Linked DNA regions of Homo sapiens: region 2 is linked to region 1. Evidence: chromatin contacts called from ENCODE Hi-C data. All regions are on one chromosome and are shown on one strand. The core of a region is the stretch at or near the end of the contact, and the rest is flanking DNA. Distances in the headings are between cores, read along the strand shown. Region 1 holds the start of LRRTM3 (leucine rich repeat transmembrane neuronal 3). Region 2 overlaps CTNNA3 (catenin alpha 3).

What was found. Hi-C counts contacts between places; a loop is a spot of excess contacts on that map. Pooled maps may share reads with other maps.
Region 2: a loop to region 1 is called in a map of Right ventricle myocardium inferior, with 3 times the contacts of the local background. The contact joins the enhancer-like site here to the promoter of LRRTM3 in region 1. A Hi-C loop is called at or near these places in 1 of 168 maps with a recorded cell type or tissue (Right ventricle myocardium inferior) and 3 of 50 pooled maps.

The regions. Positions count from the first base shown.
Region 1 is chr10:66,923,881-66,927,948 of GRCh38, forward strand. It overlaps LRRTM3 (leucine rich repeat transmembrane neuronal 3), which reads left to right and starts at 2,156. Exons shown (of 3, transcript NM_178011.5): 1 at 2,156-2,707; 2 at 3,041-4,068. The coding sequence starts at 2,704. All of the region lies in intron 7 of CTNNA3 (catenin alpha 3), which reads right to left. All of the region lies in intron 3 of LOC101928961 (a long non-coding RNA gene), which reads right to left. RefSeq lists an enhancer at 1,543-2,399 and a silencer at 2,019-2,128.
Region 2 is chr10:66,319,982-66,324,049 of GRCh38, forward strand. The region is part of intron 12 of CTNNA3 (catenin alpha 3); the gene reads right to left. Among named protein-coding and RNA genes, the nearest start is that of CTNNA3-AS1, 240 kb to the left of the region's middle. Within about 2 kb of position 2,415, at least 2 of the 41 ENCODE cell types and tissues checked have a DNase peak (open chromatin) inside an H3K27ac peak, as active enhancers do.

The DNA.
Region 1 (4,068 bases), core at 906-3,405:
AATAGCTATTTATTGCATGTCTGCAATGTGCCAAGTGCTGTTGTAGATATTAGGAAAAATGAAGTAGACAAAACATTGTCTTTGTCCTTGTGGAACTTACATCTCAGTATTATAAGTGTGCAAACCCTCTCTTCCTACTAGGAGAAAATATTATTTTTAATCATTCCTTCACAGTGAGTTTCTTAAACTTATTTCATCAGAGACTATTGAAAAGCACACACTCTTCCATCCCCCTAGAATGAGAATCCTGGGGGAGGGATTGGGCAGTCTATCTTTTTAAGAAACTCACTGGATGTTTCATGTGCATTCACAGCTTAGGTAACTCTGGGGGAAAGCACTGCCCTATTAAGAACATACTGCCCAAGGAATTGGTAATATCCATTGTACTATATCTGTAGGACCCCTTTTGATTGTCATTACTAGCCTTTATCAAACATCTCATCCTTGGAGAATGTGAAAGCTCTCCACGGTTTTCCACAGACAGTTCACCTAACAAAAAACAACAAGGCAAACTTTTTCAAGAATACCATTATTTTTAAATAAAATGCCTCTACATGGCAGATGTTATTATGTTCTACTTTGGAGATGAAAAGAATCGAACATTATTAGTCATGATCCACAGAACCAGAAGATTTATTTTAAAGATAAAGTTCAGATGATGAACATAAAGGAAGTTATCTCATCAAAGAAGGCAAGACTGAGTAAATCTCAGAAATCCACCATGTACAATATTTAAAAATGCTCACTAAAGTTGTTCTTTGTGAGTTAATGAAGGTCAGTATAGTCAATATTCAGTACGTAATCCTAGCAAGTACAAATAAAGTTAATATTATTCAAATATCTTACACAGGCTTATTGCATGCAACACACTGTTCTAAGTAACATACAGATATTAAAATGACTTAATTCTCAAAACATGAAGTGAGTTTTTGTTTTTATGCCCGTTTTGCAGATGAGAAAACTGAGGCATAGGGAAGGTAAGTAACGCGCTTAAGGTTACATAGCTGGTAAATTGTAGCCAGGAGTTGGAATCTAGGTGCCAAAATCTATGCTGTTAATCACTAAACTACGCTGCCTTAGTTTTTATACTTCTTTAGGAACCTCAGACCAAAAGAAATTTAGGCAATTCTAATAGAACAAGCAAGAATTTGCTAATCACAGCTTCCTTGCCCCAATCCTTTAATCGGCTTCATTTTCACTGACTTCTTTTTTAAATGAAGATAACAATGTTGTTGAACAGGATCATCTAGTGGTTAGTGGTTCGGCATAAGAATGACTCGCTTCTGAAGCTCAGCTCTAGCACTCGCTTGCTGTATGACCTTGAGAAAGTTACCTCCCCAAGTCTGTTTCCTCATCTTTAAAAGAGAGGTTATAATAGGACCCACATCATACTATTGTTTAAAGAGAAAACAACGTAGCCCATTTAAAGCACTTAGAAAGTGCTCCATAAATATTATTAGTGTAATAAATAGCAGCAACATCAATAAAGTATGAACCAAATGATCTCTTGATTCGTATCCTAACACTAAAAATGGTTTATTTCCCTTCTAATTAAAAGAGAATTACAACAACCAAAACAACAAACGAAACTATAGCCATAAAATCAATTATATCGTCTGTGAGAAAACCGGAAAGGCTATTGGACACATTAATTCACTTGTCATCAGTCATCCCCTCTATTCCAAAATGTTTGTGTTCTAACATCCTGAGACACCTTGCATAATATAATCACTGTGACTCCAAGAGGTCAAATGGGCAGGCAGTTAATGCTTCTCTGTGAAAAGCTCAATAATTCATTTTATAAATTTCAGTTTAAAGCCTGCGTTGAGGTTAAGAAAAATTGACGTTCGGTCTGTGAACTTAATGTCAAGCTCCAGAAAAACTCTGGGCAGCACATGTTTAGCAATTAAGTGGACACAGACAATAAAGACGTTGCCAAATTGTAAAACAAGACTTGGAAATCACAGAAAATGTTGCTAGTTATTGATCACGGTGACCATTCAGTTCCTACTGAGCCACCCAAAAGAATCATTCATTTTCCAGCAGAGAGCCTGCTCATTTGCAAGATAAAAGAGAGACATTTCTGCACATGCCCATAATGTTCTTCACCACTGGGGGCAGCTTTACATAAGACTGCATTCACTGAAACCAAAGCAACAGTCCGAGCAGCTTTCAGAATGACAGTCTGCAGAAGTGAGCTGAGCGTGTGCGCGGTACGGGGCTCTCCTGCCTTCTGGGCTCCAACGCAGCTCTGTGGCTGAACTGGGTGCTCATCACGGGAACTGCTGGGGTATGGAATACAGATGTGGCAGCTCAGGTAGCCCCAAATTGCCTGGAAGAATACATCATGTTTTTCGATAAGAAGAAATTGTAGGATCCAGTTTTTTTTTTAACCGCCCCCTCCCCACCCCCCAAAAAACTGTAAAGATGCAAAAACGTAATATCCATGAAGATCCTATTACCTAGGAAGATTTTGATGTTTTGCTGCGAATGCGGTGTTGGGATTTATTTGTTCTTGGAGTGTTCTGCGTGGCTGGCAAAGAATAATGTTCCAAAATCGGTCCATCTCCCAAGGGGTCCAATTTTTCTTCCTGGGTGTCAGCGAGCCCTGACTCACTACAGTGCAGCTGACAGGGGCTGTCATGCAACTGGCCCCTAAGCCAAAGCAAAAGACCTAAGGACGACCTTTGAACAATACAAAGGATGGGTATGTTTTGTCATTTTTCTTCTTTCCTTCTTAAAAACAAAAAACAAAAAACCTCTAGTGTGTGTAATAATTCTGCCTTAATTATTTTAGAGATTACCTTGCTCTGCTCTAAGACTATGAATTTATTTGCTTAGTGGCATGTTTCCTTGTTTAACTATTTAAAAAAACAAAACACTAAAGACAATTCTCTTTAATTACAAAGAGATAATATGTGATGTTAAGTGTTATTTAGATTTAAATTTTTAAAAATGAAAAATATATGCCTATTTTTGCTTGATTAAGGATTAATTCTTTTTTGGGGGGATAACTTTTCTAAGTTGTTTTTATTTCCAGGTTTCAATGTAATTAGGCTACTGAGCGGATCAGCTGTAGCACTGGTTATAGCCCCCACTGTCTTACTGACAATGCTTTCTTCTGCCGAACGAGGATGCCCTAAGGGCTGTAGGTGTGAAGGCAAAATGGTATATTGTGAATCTCAGAAATTACAGGAGATACCCTCAAGTATATCTGCTGGTTGCTTAGGTTTGTCCCTTCGCTATAACAGCCTTCAAAAACTTAAGTATAATCAATTTAAAGGGCTCAACCAGCTCACCTGGCTATACCTTGACCATAACCATATCAGCAATATTGACGAAAATGCTTTTAATGGAATACGCAGACTCAAAGAGCTGATTCTTAGTTCCAATAGAATCTCCTATTTTCTTAACAATACCTTCAGACCTGTGACAAATTTACGGAACTTGGATCTGTCCTATAATCAGCTGCATTCTCTGGGATCTGAACAGTTTCGGGGCTTGCGGAAGCTGCTGAGTTTACATTTACGGTCTAACTCCCTGAGAACCATCCCTGTGCGAATATTCCAAGACTGCCGCAACCTGGAACTTTTGGACCTGGGATATAACCGGATCCGAAGTTTAGCCAGGAATGTCTTTGCTGGCATGATCAGACTCAAAGAACTTCACCTGGAGCACAATCAATTTTCCAAGCTCAACCTGGCCCTTTTTCCAAGGTTGGTCAGCCTTCAGAACCTTTACTTGCAGTGGAATAAAATCAGTGTCATAGGACAGACCATGTCCTGGACCTGGAGCTCCTTACAAAGGCTTGATTTATCAGGCAATGAGATCGAAGCTTTCAGTGGACCCAGTGTTTTCCAGTGTGTCCCGAATCTGCAGCGCCTCAACCTGGATTCCAACAAGCTCACATTTATTGGTCAAGAGATTTTGGATTCTTGGATATCCCTCAATGACATCAGTCTTGCTGGGAATATATGGGAATGCAGCAGAAATATTTGCTCCCTTGTAAACTGGCTGAAAAGTTTTAAAGGTCTAAGGGAGAATACAATTATCTGTGCCAGTCCCAAA
Region 2 (4,068 bases), core at 1,165-3,664, 600 kb before region 1:
AATTCATTGCACTCTCCAATGCAGCTCCAGTAATAAAGCTGACATTTTGACCCATCATCAAACCTACATTATACCTACGTTGTGGGGCTGTTGTGAGCTTTTACGCAGCATTGCATATAAAATGCCTAGTCTCGCACCTGATATATAAGTCTTATCGACCATCACTATGACCATTCTTATCACTATCATCTTCATTTTGAATATTCTTTCTTTTGGTAAGTCACAGTTATTCTCCTGCTGGCTTTAGGCTGCTGTTTTAATTTCCCTAAGTCTCCCTCTAGTTGTGATCTTTGGCTTTGATTTACCCTACACATTTATGCACTTCTTTTTCTTGCCTACTTGGTTCTAATTTTTCCTGCCTCTAGCCAGTTGGCAAATTTCTCCTTTTGATGTCTATCTTGGCATTAAATAATGTTTAATTAATATATGTCAGTGTTACCAAGCATACCATCTGAAACAAAATTGCCATTCAGCCAATGTAAACTGAATGTGAATCTTACAAATTCTTGCCTTAGCTTCGTCAATTCCTGGTCACTTGAGTTATCTCCACAACCCTTGGCCACTTGCTGCCCTGAGGAGCATGACACATTGACAGGTTGGCTGTCTTCGTATCACTAGGACTTTGGTGCAGGTCTTGGTTCTCTCATTCCTAACCCAGCCTGAGACATTCTGTTCCTGATAATAAAAAACACATTTTCCTTTTATATATAATATTCCATATCTTCTAATACATCTGTAAAAATACTTTTGACCTAGTAATTTAAAGATGCTTCTTGTAACACCATAAAAAAGAGAAAATATTGCCAAATGTTGCCAAAGGAGAGAATAGACAGAAATAAAGAACAGTAATGCAAATGAAGCTTTTCATTTAGACTTTTGTTAAAGTGGCTGAGAAAATATTCTTTTGGCCAAGAAATGTGTTGTTATCAACAGCTTCCAAAATTTTGGCCTTTAAAAATCATGTTTACATTATTATTATTAAGACATCAAACATGCAATTAAATAACTCTCTCTTTAAATGCAATAACTTTGCCTTCCAGACCAATGCCCATCACAAATAGCCAGCCAGATTATGCTCTGTACAGCTTCAGGAGTCCTCATTCCCATAGATTATGATATGAATAGTGGCCCTTGAGTTTTACATGGTAGCCCAAGTCCAGCTTCTACTCAACTGATCAATGATTTTTAATTATGTTGGACCATCTTTGTTGAATAGGTAAAAAATAAAATATAGATTTGAAAAAAAATAGTTATAACATGTTAGAAGAGCTTTCTGCAAAACATAATTTTGGAAAAGTCATGTTTCCATTGGGATCAAGATTGTCCATTCTATTAAGTTACCGAAAGAAACATAAAAACTAAAGGTAAATTTATACCTTAGGGGGCTGCTGATATTTAAAGGTTGGAGGTAGAAGAGGGTTGGACTTGGTGGAAATCCTAAGAAGTAACTTAACTGTGCAATTAAAGTGAACTATAGATAAAATTAGAAAGTGAAACTAATAAAAAACTCTTAGCCTGTTTTAGAATCATTCAAGTTATTCTCAACAATTCCACTTATTATTTCCTTTAAATGTATTCTTTTACTAAATATAATTAGTTGCATACATTTTTGAAAACCTGCAATGAATACTTTTTTATGGTAACTACTTAAATGCCAAGATTTAAATTTCAAAATACTGATTGTTTCCATAAACAAAGATATAACATATTTTTATACTCTCCGAGTGTATTTTCTATTGCCAAAATACTGTGTTTACAATAAACTTTAAAAAATTCTCGCTATTTTAACCTTTGTCCACTGCTACGAAAAAGCTCCAAATAATACTCTTTATGCTGAAGCCAAGGAAATGTGCGTATGCTATATGAGTGTCCTAGTGACCAGGCTGTGATGTGTGGCCTTGCACTCTCATCTACAATTAAATAGTTCAGGAGTAGACACATGAGTCAGATGGATTATATCCAAGTTGGCATTTAAAGGTCTTCATTTGGGAATGTGCATGGCACCCTGGAACACTGAAAGTGAGACTAGGTAGACTAGTGGGTGAAAATGACAGTGGCTGAGGTGAAGCTCTGCTGGTAGATAGGGCCCAGAACACACTCAGAACAGGCCTCACAGAGGATTTCGAATCTTTTTCTAAGTTCTGTGGAAAACCATTGAAGAGCTCTAAGTAGAGGAATCACACACTTATATCTGTTTTTAAAATATCACCCTACTGCTTCTGGCTTTGAGAATAACTGGTAGCAGATCAGCCTGCCAGCCATAAACTATTGGAAAACTCGAAAAATATGTGCAACAGCTCTTTTCAGGCACTGGAAAACAGACACTAAGGAACTGTGTTTGCAATGAGGAGTGGAACAAATGAGGAATGTCCTACAGTCGCCCAGGATTTCTGCCTGGAGGCACTTCCTAGATTTAGACATGAGCAGAGGAAACCCAAGCAGGGCATGCCAATCATACTTAGCTGAAGAGACAGAAATCAAAGTTCAGTTGGAGGAGGTGAGGCAGCTGGAATTTGTAGGGCATTGTACCAGAGAGGAGGGCACTATGCAGTAAAAGAGTTCCAGAAATCTCTATACAGATTTCCTGGAATCTTTGGCTGAGCTGTAAATGCAGAGAAGAGACTACACAAAGCCTTGCAAAACAAACAAGTGCCAGGAAAAGAACAAATCCTGGTTGGCGGGAGGGAGTTGGCAGGAGTATCTCCATTCTGGACATTTGGGAAGAACAAGAATCCTGCTGAATATATGTTGCCAGCTGCACTTAAGTGTCAACCTTAGGAAAAGAGACTTTTGACAAAATATGGTGACTTACTGGAGACCAAAACATTGGTATTTAGTGTCCCTTTTCACTAGATACACCGCTCCCCAGGGCATTGTGAGGGAGCAGAGAGCTGCTTTTCAACCTCCACTCTCTCAAGGACCTAGAACCAATCTGGTATAAGCCCTCAAAAGTCTCTAGTTAGTCACCTTTCCTAGAAATCCAAGAACTCCCATACTCCTGCTTGAACTGTGCATCATAAATCCCATAAATGAGCCCAGACCTGAACAAACAAAAGTCAGGACTTATTTGGCTTATGGGTATCTGGTAACTTCTGCTTTAAACCTGCAGCACAAAAGCCTCTGAGGTAAAAGACCACATTACGGGGTCCCTTTTAAAAAATTTATTTTTAATGATACAGGAGGTAAATGTAATTCCAACAGCAGTAAGAACAAAATACAAATTAATGTCTCAATAAATTAATCTGCCACACTAAGTATCTATTTTATAAATTCAAACCAAATGTGCTTAATCATCAAGGGTTGTATTTAATATATTTTTTTAACATGCCATTTGTACTTCTATTTAATTGTGATGATATGAACAGGAGTTGGAAATACTGGGTAGAAGAGGGCAGTCTACACCTGTAATCCCAGCACTTTGAGAGGCCAAGGGGCACGGATCACCTGAGGTCAAGAGTTCGAGACCAGCCTGGGCAACATGGTGAAAATTTGTCTCTACTAAAAATACAAAAAATAAAAATTAGCTGGACGTGGTGCCATATGCCTGTAGTCCTAGCTACTCAAGGAGGCTGAGGCAGAAGAATCGCTTGAACCCAGGAGGCGGAGGTTGCAGTGAGCCAAGATCGTGCCACTGCACTCCACCCTGGGTGAAAGAGGGAGAATCCATCTCAAACGAAAAAAAAAAAAAGAAGAAGAAGAGGGCAGTTCCCCAGCAAAGCCCCTACTCTCAAGCCTGGACACCCGTGGCCCTAAATGAGAACAGGCATTTCTGTTTTCTCTCCCAAAAAGTTGCCTTTTGGCCTGCCATGTCCCTATCCTGTATCCCAGGCTCCAGAAAAGACCAGCAGATGAGGATATAAGACAAGCAGATGAACAGCAGAATGACACAGCAGAGAAAGAGGGAAGAGGGGGAATGTCTGAGTGCTGAGAGGAGTTCGGCTTGGGGTGGTCAGAGAGGAGTTTAGTGGCTGAATGGTCCAACTCCAAGGGAAGATCATCTTTCCACTCCATCCCCACTTCTGGCTCCCCATCCATTCCACTGAGGGCCACCTCCACCACTCAATAAAA